Linked DNA regions of Homo sapiens: region 1 is linked to region 2. Evidence: chromatin loops called from intact Hi-C (ENCODE). Cell type or tissue: OCI-LY7. All regions are shown on one strand. Each heading gives the region's core, and the rest is flanking DNA. Links, peaks and the distances in the headings are about the cores only.

Evidence for each region. Hi-C counts contacts between places; a loop is a spot of excess contacts. Peaks named below come from ENCODE experiments on the same cell type or tissue, not always from the same donor. Only the 100,000 strongest peaks of a DNase experiment are listed, where the experiment ranks them.
Region 1: a loop joins it to region 2, with 2.2 times the contacts of the local background. A loop is called at or near these places in 12 of 110 quality-filtered maps.

Annotation. Positions count from the first base shown.
Region 1 is chr13:37,652,906-37,658,287 of GRCh38, forward strand. TRPC4 (transient receptor potential cation channel subfamily C member 4) reads right to left here. Exons shown (of 11, transcript NM_016179.4): 7 at 2,183-2,378. Among named protein-coding and RNA genes, the nearest start is that of POSTN, 57 kb to the left of the region's middle. In OCI-LY7, for the core only: no CTCF peak of the experiment used is centred there; no DNase peak of the experiment used is centred there.
Region 2 is chr13:38,043,715-38,049,096 of GRCh38, forward strand. The region is part of intron 3 of LINC02334 (long intergenic non-protein coding RNA 2334); the gene reads left to right. Among named protein-coding and RNA genes, the nearest start is that of LINC00571, 97 kb to the right of the region's middle. In OCI-LY7, for the core only: CTCF peaks have their summits at 2,261 (motif pointing left) and 2,464; a DNase peak (open chromatin) is centred at 2,227.

The DNA of each region.
Region 1 (5,382 bases), core at 191-5,190, 390 kb before region 2:
ATGGTGCTTAGAAAATCTGGAGATAAAAAGCTCTAAGCTGGTGATGACTAGATCCACCTTCCACTACTCACCTTCTAACTCCTAGTCAACATTTGAAACTTGGCTTAAGAATCCTCTCTCCTTAGAAGCCTGTTCTGCCTCCCATCAGTCCTGAGCTGCCTCCTATCTCCAACCCCAGTCAAGGTCCCCTCTTCCATACTTTCATGACATCCTCAAATTTCTTTTCTCAATATTGAAATTATTTATTGCTTTTTATCTCTACTATATCATTTTTTTGTTGAAAACAGGGACTTTTTAATTCTTTGTATCCCGAAAATTAAGCATGTTTATGGCATATAGTAGGTGCACAATAAATATTCAATCAATTAACAAATGAGTGAATGGAAAGCAGTCTTTAGTTGGGGCCTACATAAGTGCTTCTGCCTTTCAACAGTTAAATTTTCCTCTTTTTCATGGTTTACCGATGGCTCTGAGTTACAGTTAACAAGAAAAAGAAAGAAAGAGGAAGAAAGAAAGAAAGAAGAAAGAAGAAAGAAAGAAAAAGAAAGGAAGGAAGGAAGGAAGAAAGAAAAAGAGAAAATTCTGCTATTCTGGGACAGGTGTAAGCAAATGCTTGGCATGTTCGTGCCCCCAAGGAGACTTCATGCATGGAGTCCTGGGAATCACACCTGTCTCAGGTTCTCAGTGACTCTTTGGTTCTCCATAGTCTTAGGGTTTGGGCTAAGTCTAAATAGAGAGTTGAAGATGATTCTTATCTCTGTAATGAAGTTACCTAGAAAAGCACACCTCACAAAGAAGCAATAAGAAAATGTCATAATATTCTTAAATAGTGTTTTCTCCTTGATGAAATTGGGACATTTAATGTTTTAAAAGATCCAAATTGCTGGCAGCTTCCTTGTATCTAGCTTGATAATTAAAGGCCTTCTAATTTGTTGTTGTTGCTGACGTTCTGGAAAACAGAACGCACATTTTGGAAATATGTTGATTAGGAGAATATAGAACTTCTGACACAAAAATTTAGAGTCTATTTATAAAAATTTCAGATCGTAAGATGCTTAAATGAAATTCAAAGTATCCACAAATTCGGGTATTAACCTCCAAATCCTAGGACCTACCTATTTCCAGAGGAATTTTTTATGCATTTGGAATACTTTAGTCTGTGAATCAATAAATAAAAACCATCTATTCTCATGTTCTATGCAGTTTTTCATCAGTGATGAGTGTCTTATGAGAAAAATTGCCTCCCTAAGGATGGTTGAAGTAAAATTCAGAGTTTTGCTTGACAAAAAAACAGTAATAACACTTCAGAGATTTAACCATAGATTCAAAGGTGTAATGGAATGTAATTATTTATGAAGAAAATGGGAAAACTATAATTACGATTATAAAATGCTACTTGTCTAAGGTATAAATATGAAAGACTTAACTATATTTCATTCCACTAAGAGTTCTGTTTTGCTGCTATTGCTAGTGGTCCTAGACGTATATCACTAGTATATAAGTTCAAGCAGATAAGTTCAACTTTGTCTTTCTTGTGCATTGCTGTATTTCTGGTGCCCAGAACAGTACTGGAAAACACAGTATGTACCCAGTAATTATGTATTGAATGAATAAATAAATAACTTGTGCTACGTTGTTTAGATTCCAGAGTTTCAAAAAAACATGTATTGTATCGTGTATTATCCTACAGAAGTTAATATTACTTCTCTTAATACATTGCTTTCCCTGAGCTTTAAGAAATTGAAAATCCTGTGGCTTCTCCCCTTCCCAGACTCCTCTCTGGGTTATCTTTTGTATCTTCCCCTGTAGGGATGACTTCGCTTATATGAGAGTGGTAGGTTAAATGGACCGACAGGAGGCAAAACCTATTGTACACGGCGCAGAGATGAGCTGCTTGTTTATTAGTCAGACCTCAGCTACTACTTCCCATAGCCAATGGCTGCCTGGCAAAATGGATTTGGTTTATCTTTGTAATCATGTGTAACATGACAAAATCAGATTAATTTATAGCTACATATAGTGTGCTACTGCTCAGAAATTTCAAATTAACCATTTATAATTCTTATCTGTCTAATCAATAGCTAATTATAGATTTTATTTACGATGATAAGAAGATGGAGTATAGCTAAGAACAACACATTCTAGAGGAAACATTGAATTAAAATAAAGCTGGTCAACTTACAGCAATCAGTTGGTAAGAATTATTCATCATAGCTATTAACATGTTGAGTAGAACAACCAGAGAGATGACATTGTATGTCCCAAACATGGTGGCACCAACAAACTCAGTAAATTCATGCTGTGCTTTGACATTGGTCACATATAAATTGATGAGCCCAAATATTGACCAAAACAGGGACTGCAGTGTCTCAAATAACCTGTAATAAAGATAAAATGATACTAATAGCTATATTAATGGAATCATTATACATGGGATAAAACAATAAAGCTTGGCATGATTATATATATATATATATATAATTAACTTAAACATTAATATCAACAGTAAAATAACCTTTTAGGACAATTATAAAATTAAACGATAAAAAGAGTGAAATAAAACTGTTTTCCTCAAACTAGTAGAAATGGTGTACTTAAATTTCCCAAGAGCTTTGAAAGCTAAATTTAGTTTCCTAGGGCAGAGAGAGGCAAATGTGGCATGGGTACTGAGTTAAGAATGGTTTTCACTTTCTAAAATGGTTGGGAAAAAAATCAAAAGAGTGATATTTTATGACATGAAAATTATGTAAAATTCACATCTCTATATCCATAAATAAAATTTTATTGAAACACATCCATTCTCATTCATTTATGCATTTTCTATAGCTTCTTTTGTGCTACAATGGCAGAAGAAAGTAGTTATAGCAGAGAACATATGGCTCAGAAAACCTAAAATATTTACTATCTGCTCCTTTTCATAGAACATTTGTCAATCTCTGTCCTAGGGCACTAAGTCATCACTAATAAATGATAGATCCCAAATTTTAGGCTTTAAAAAGTTTGCTCTTTTACTGATTTTGCTTTGGTTGTAGGAGAATTGAGAACATTATAATTACTACAGATTTCTATGTTTACAACTAAAATTGGACATAATGCATCTTGTAAGATGGTAAAGAGTCTCAGAATGCTTACGTAATAAAATTTGATGGGTTTTTGGTTTTTTTGGTATTTCAAGGAACATTTTATTTATTCTAGCCAATGAATGAACTCTGGCTATTTTATTGAAAATAATGTCCCTTTAACTTACTCCAAAAAATGAAATAAGCTGAGGACTATCTGAACTCAAATGGAGAATTGTTTGTTTCAAAGGGACCATAATAATACATTAATATAGTGTAATAAAACGATGATAGAGATTTCATACTTCTTGGTAAATCGTTAAAATGAGACTATATTTAAATTACAAAAATAAAATGAAAACCTTCTCATACACGGCATGATGACTAAGGAGGTAGGATTTCTGTCTATTGGGAGATTAGCATTAGATTGGAATGGTGTTGCAGAACCAAGTCAATTATGGCTTCTGGCAACTCCCAGCCCCAGTGGCATTGTCCCCTGTATGCCCTTTTATGGAAAGGTAGTCCTTGTGTAAGACTCTGGAGCTTCTCACCCAATACCTCCATGGACTAAGTCAATCATGGTCAAGTGACCCAAGGAGAGAAAATTCATATAAGGCCAGTGGCCTGTGGCATGCATTAAGGCAAAAAAGATCAGAATTCCCCTCTAGAGAAGTTTGCCTTAAAAATATCAAGATAATTGCCCAAAGGGGTTGGGATGACAGGGGTTATGATGTGGAGTCAGAGTCACTGGAATGACGGGATGCCAAAGGTTTGAGACAGCACAAACTAAGAAGCAGAGAATTGAGGATGAATAAGCCAGGCAATAAGTAAACTCGGAATAAGGATGAAGTAGCTGACTCATTTTAATGCTGACACACAGAGTAACAATCCCATGGCCCAGCACTACGTCAACTCCGGCTCTTCCCAAAGCTGGGGCTTGCTCTAGGTTCTGCCCTTGCAAAGATAAACCCTTACTCAGAAGACTGAAGGGCTATAATTCTTTGCATGTTTTTTTATAACTAAATGCCTGTTACTTGAAATAAGCTGTGAATTCTAGTGCATATAACCAGGAGATTCCAGCTAAATATGCCTAATTGGCATTCAGGATGGAAATTGCTTTTTTAAAAAGGTAAAAAATTTCATATTTTTAATTGAGCAACTAATTTTAAGACAGAAAATTTAACTATTTATTTTCTAGACCTGTAAAATGACGGAACAACAGATTATTGTGAAGGAGAAAGGGCACTGATCTGATCAACTTTAGCCAGACTGTGATTCTTAAATGGAATGCTGTGCATTCTACGAGGAGGTGATCACATATTCTTAGAGGAAAACCCAGGTGCCAGATTCCAACAATAATAGAGAGAATTCAATCTGACTCATTGGCCCTAGACAAAGGCCACTAAAGCTACTCTTTGAAAATTTCTCAGGAAAAAGTAAATTTGGCCCATGGCCATGAATTCTTTATTTTTAGTAACTTTAAAGACAACTTCTAAAATTAATCATAGTGTCCTTTGGATTTAATGTGAAAGAATTGTATTCTTTCTTTCCAAATAGTTTATGTTCTCACTGTGAGTATACACATAAAAATCAGCTGGTTTTCCTGACATGAATAGCAATTTAAGGAAAGTTGTAAGTTAAATATTATAAGTTATACAATATATAGTGTAAAATGTTACCACATAAACCCCATTACAGGTTCTTTTTCAAATAAAAACAATGATGCAGAATAAACCACTTATTATTTTGAATAGTACACATTTGCTCCTGTCTACATAGTAACTACTAATTTTAGGAAACATTAATAAATACTTTTGCAAAATATTTATTGATGTTTAAAAAAATTTAAAGGGGAAAATTCTAAATAAAGTGACATTTCATGATTACTTATAGATTATTTCTTTCTTTTATTTTCCTTCTTTTAGTGGAATAAGTCAGTGGTGAGATTTAAAGACTAGTTCCACTTAACTAAAATATATTTATTTCTCAGAGGAATTAAGACCCTGGCCTTAGTGTTTCTCAATGAATTGTTCAGATAACAGGTGGATTTTTAAAAAATCAGTCTAAGTTAACATTTCAAAGCCACTGCTTTCAGAAATGTTTTTGTCATTAGTAATTCCCAAATCTATTGAGACCAACATTGCCCATACATTGAAGGATCATTACTTAAAGTATCACATCTCAGAATGCCTTTACGTGACTAATATTTTTCTTGTTCTGTGGTAAGATATGAACTGAAAACTCTCCAAGATAATGCTACAATTTAATTAAGTGACATTTAGTATAAAACTTGGGTTGAAGACTAAATCCTAACAGTCTGTAT
Region 2 (5,382 bases), core at 181-5,180:
GCTGAGAGGCAGGAGGACCATTGAGCCTGGGAGGTCAAGACTGCAGTGAGCAGTGATCACACCACTGCACTCCAGCCTGGGTGACAGAACAAGACCTTGTCTAAAAAAATAAATACATAAATAAATAAAAGATGTGCCTGAATTTAAGGACTTGCCAGAGAATAATTAACAATCTTTGAGGGAAGATAGTACAATTCAGATAATCTTTAATGTATCTTCCACATCTTCCACCGTAGGCATATAAAAAAATAAATAAAGATGAGCTCCTTTCAAGGTGACTGACTAGAAGCAGCTGGTGTGTGCTGCTCTCACAAAGAGAAGAAAGAGTGGTGAGTGGACCATCCAGGTGGACACATTGGGATTCATCAAGGAAACAATACACAGAAAACAGAAGAATGAGACAGGACAATCATTCACCCAGAAGTGGCATAGAGCCGGGAGATGGCCCTCACCATGGTTAGTAAGTGAGAGTCCCCAGGGAGTCACATTTCTGCCACAGACCTTTGCAACCCTGGGCCCAGGCGATCCCCCATGACACCCGTGCCCCACCAGGGCCTCTGGACTGACATAGACAGCTACATGGAGTGTGGGCAGAACTGCCACTCAGGCACTCATGAAATCCTTGGAGCTTTTCATCCCCAGGCACCCTGGTACCAATGGCTGCAGCTGCGGCAATGGGGGAGGACAGGCTCTCTTGCATGTCCTCAGAATAGGAACACAATCCATGGGGCTAAGCAGTGGGTGGACTGTGGGGCTCTTCTACACAGCCCGTTGCCAGACTGGCCTGGGATCCTAGCATGGTCACAAAAGTCCCACCTGGGCTCTTGAGGAACAGATCTGTACTTCCCTGGCATGGAACTCCTGGAGGGGATGGGCAGGCTGCTGTTTTTGCTGCTCCACAGCCCTCACTCCTGTTGCCCTCAGTCTTGGGAGTGAGCACAGTGATTGGGGACTAACATAGACCCCCAGCACAGTGTACAGACTTGCAGAAAAGCAGCCAGACTCTTTTCCACATGGGTCCTCACCCCTGCTACTCTTCACTGGGCAGCACCTCTTGACCTTGGCCCCCAGCACAACCAACCCGCCCCCACATGAACGCTTTGTCAGTGATGGCTCTGTGTTTCTCTGAGGAGAAAAATCCAAAAGACAATCCATAAGCCTTCTGCTATTGCAGCTGCAGTGGTATGGCCCTTACTACCTTCAGGCTGGGGAAAGAACGAAGGACTTGGTCCTTACACTGGCCCCTCCAGCACACCATCGCCACCATATGGAGAAGAGCCCAGTCTCTCTTCCCCGTAAGCCCCCACTCACCACTGTTCACCAGGCAAGGCCCCTAGTTGGGGACAGCAGAGCAGCTGTCCTACCCCCGGATGAGAATTCCCACTGCTATTGGCTCTATATTTTCCTGAGGTGGGCCTCCCAGAAGCAATTGACATCCCCTCTGTCACTGTCATGGCAGCAGTTCTGCCCTTACTGCACTCAGACTGGGGAAAGAACAAACAGCCTGAGGTCTTCACTCACACTCCTAGCACAACACAGTCATGATATGGAGAGGAGCCCAGTTGTTCCTCCTGGTGAGCCCTTGACCTCCTACTTTTCATCAAGTGAAGCCTCCAGCTTGGGCTAGCAGCGTAGCCACCCCACCCACTGGCTGAACATTCTCAGTAGCAATGGCTTGCGTTTCTCTGAAGTAGGGCTCCCAGGGACAACGGAAAGCACCTCTCCCACTGCCACTGCAGCGGTACTGCCTTGCTGCCCTTGGACTGGGGAAGGGGCAGAGACCTTGAGTGCTTAACCCACATGTCCAGGAAGTGACAGCTGCCCTAAGGAGAGGAGGCCAGTCTGTCTCCTCTGTGAGACCCCTGCCACCCTTGCGCATCACCAGGCAGGGCCTCCAGGCATGGGTTCACAATGTAGCTGCCCCAATCCCAAGCCCATCTCTCCAATTAGTAGTGGCTCTGCATTTCTCTAGGGTGGAGCCCCAAGAGACAAGTGAAAGGCCCTCTGCCACAGCAACTGCCAAGGTCCCTTCCCCTGTTGCCTTCAAGCTGGGGAGGGAAAATAAAGCCTTAGCTCGCCCCTAGCAGCAGTGTGCAGCCCAGGAGTGCCAAGGCCAGACCTTAAGCCAGCACTGGAGTGGGAAAGGGAGCCCACACTTTCAGAGCACTGAGAGGGAGCATGGCTGCAATCATGAAGAAATACAGAGGAGCCACGTGGTGGAGCAAGAGCCCACCTACTGGCCATTACACTTCAGTGCCATCTACTGGATCATAGCCCAAACTCCAACTCCAAAAATGCTTGCTAATATACCCCCCTCTGTGAAAACAACGACAAGATTTCAACAACAAAGACCCTGCACAAAACCTCGGCCCTCAAAAAACATTCAAAAAAGGAGTCTGCACTCAATTACACCACAGTTAAAGGAGCATCAGCCCACACAGATGAGAAAAAACTGGTGCAAGAGCTCTAACAACTAAACTACAGTGTTTTCTTTCCTCCAAATAACTGTACTAGTTCCCAAGGAAGGGTTCTTAACCAGGCAGAAAGGGTGGAAATGACAGAGAGAGAATTCAAAATATGGATAGGAATAAAGGTCATCAAGATTCAGGAGAAAGTCAAAACCCAATCCAAGGAATCTAACAATTACAATAAAACAATACAGGAGTTGAAAGACAAAATGGCCATTATAAGAAAGAACCAAACTGATCTGATAGAGCTAAAAAACACACTAAAGAATTCCTTAATGTAATTGCAAGTATTAACAGCAGAATAGACCAAGCTGAAGAAAGAATCTCAGAGCTCACAGGCAACATCTCTGAACTCAGTCAGACAAAAATAAGAATAAAGAAGAATGAACAAAACCTCCGAGAAATATGGGATTATGTAGAGACCAAATCTATGACTCACTGGCATCCTTGAAAGAGAGGAGGAGAAAGCAAGCAACTTGGAAAACATATTTCAGGATATCATCTATGAAGACTTCCCCAACATCGCTATGGAGAACAACATTCAAAATCAGGAAATGCAGAAAATCCCTGTGAGATTCTATATAAGAAGACCATCCACGAGCCACATGGTCGTCAGATTCTTCAAGGCCAAAACAAAAGAAAAAATGTTAAAGGAAGCTAGAGAGAAGAGGCAGATCACCTACAAAGGAAACCTCATTAGGCTAACAGCAGATCATTCAGCAGAAATCCCACAAGCCAGAAGAGATTAGGAGTGTGTATTCAGCATTATTAAGGAAAAGAAATTTCAACCAAGAATCTCATATCTAGCCAAACTTAGTTTCATTAGCGAAGGAGAAATAAGATCCTATTCAGACAAGCAAATGCTAAGGGAATTCAGTACCACCAGACATGCTCTATAAGAGATCCTGAAGCAAGTGCCAAATATAGAACAGAAAGACTGTTACTGACCACTGCAAAAGCACACTAAAAACGTAGACCATTGACACTGTAAAGCAACCACACAAATAAAGCTGCATAATAACCAGCTAACAGCACAATGACAGGATCAAATCAGCAAATACCAATATTAACCTTGAAAGTGAAGGGGCTAAGTGCCCCAATGAAAAGTCACAGAGTGGCAAGTTGGATAAAGAGCAAGACCCTGGCCAGGCAGGTGACTCATGCCTGTAATCTCAGCACTTTGGGAAGCTGACACAGGTGAATCAAGAATTCAAGACCAGTCTGGCCAACATGGTGAAACCCCATCTCTATTAAAATACAAAAATTAGCCCTGGACATGGTGGTGCTCATCTATAGTCCCAGGTACTAGGGAGGCTGAGGCGGGCGGATCAGTTGAACCCAGGAGGCAGAGGTTGCAGTGAGCTGAGATCATGCCACTGCGCTTCAGCCTAAAAAAAAAAAAAAAAAAAAAAAAAAAAAGCATGATCCAACTGTATGCTGTCTTCAACAGACATATCTCACATGGATCCATAGGCTTAAAGTAAAGGGATGAAGAAAAATCTACCAAGCCAATGGAAAACAGAAAATAGCTGGGGTTGACAGTCGAATTTCAGTCAAAACAGACTTTAAACCAACAATGATCAAGAAAGACAAAGGAAGACATTACAGAATAGTAAAGGGTTCAATACAACAGAAAGATGTTACTATTGTAAATATATATGCATCCAACACAGGAGAATCCAGATTCATAAAGCAAGTTCTTAGAGACCTATGAAGAGATGTAGATAACTGGACAATAATAGTAGTAGACTTCAACACCCCACAGACAGTATATTACACAGATCACTGAGGCAGAAAACTCACAAAAATATCCAGGATTCAAACTCAACATTGACCAAATGGACTCAATACACATCTGTAGAACTCTCCACCAAACAACACCAGAATATATATTCTACTCATCTGCACAGAGCACACACTGCAAAAGAGAAAACACAATTAGCCATAAAATAATCCTCAGGAAATCAAAAACAAACAAACAAAAACAAAATCATACAAATCACACTCTCAAACCACAGCACAATAAAAATAGAAATTATTACTTAAAAAACCCTCAAAACCATAAAATTACATGGAAATTTTTAAAAGCCCTGCTTTTGAATGACCTTTGTATAAACAATAAAGTCAAAGCAGAAATCAAGAAATTTTTTGAAGTTAAGAAGAATAAAGATACAACATACCAGAATCTCTGAGACACAGTAAAAACAGCATTAAGAGGGGTGTTTATACTGCTAAATGCCACATCAAAAAGTTAGAAAGACCTCCAATTAATAATCTCACAGCACACTTAGAAGAACTAGAGAAATCAGAGCAAGCAACCTCAAAGCTAGCAGAAGACAAGGATTAACAAAAATCAAAGCTGAATGGAAGGATATTGAGAAGCAGAAAACTGTACAAAAGTTCAACAAATATAAGAATTGATCCTTTGAAGGAATAGATTAGATAGATAGACCCCTAGTCAGAATAATAAAGAAAAAAGGGGGAAGATCCAAATAAACAAAATCAGAAATGACAAAGGTGAACACTACCACTAACCCTACAAAAATACAAAAAGCCCCTAGAAACTACTGTGAACACCTAAATGCACACGACATAGAAAACCTAGAAGAAACTGATAAATTCCTGAAAACATACAACCTCCCAATATTGCACCAAGAAGAAATTAAAACCCTGAACAGACCAATAATGAGTTCTGAAATTTAATCAGTAATAAAAAGCCTACCAACCAGAAAAATCCCAGGACCAGATGGATTCACAGATGAATTCTACCAGACATATTAAGAAGACCTGGTATAATCCCTACTGTGAATATTCCAAAACATTTAGGAGGAAGAATTCCTCTCTAATTCATTCTATGAGCCCAGCATCCTTCTGATACCAAAACTTGGCAGACAAACAACAATAAAGAAAACTA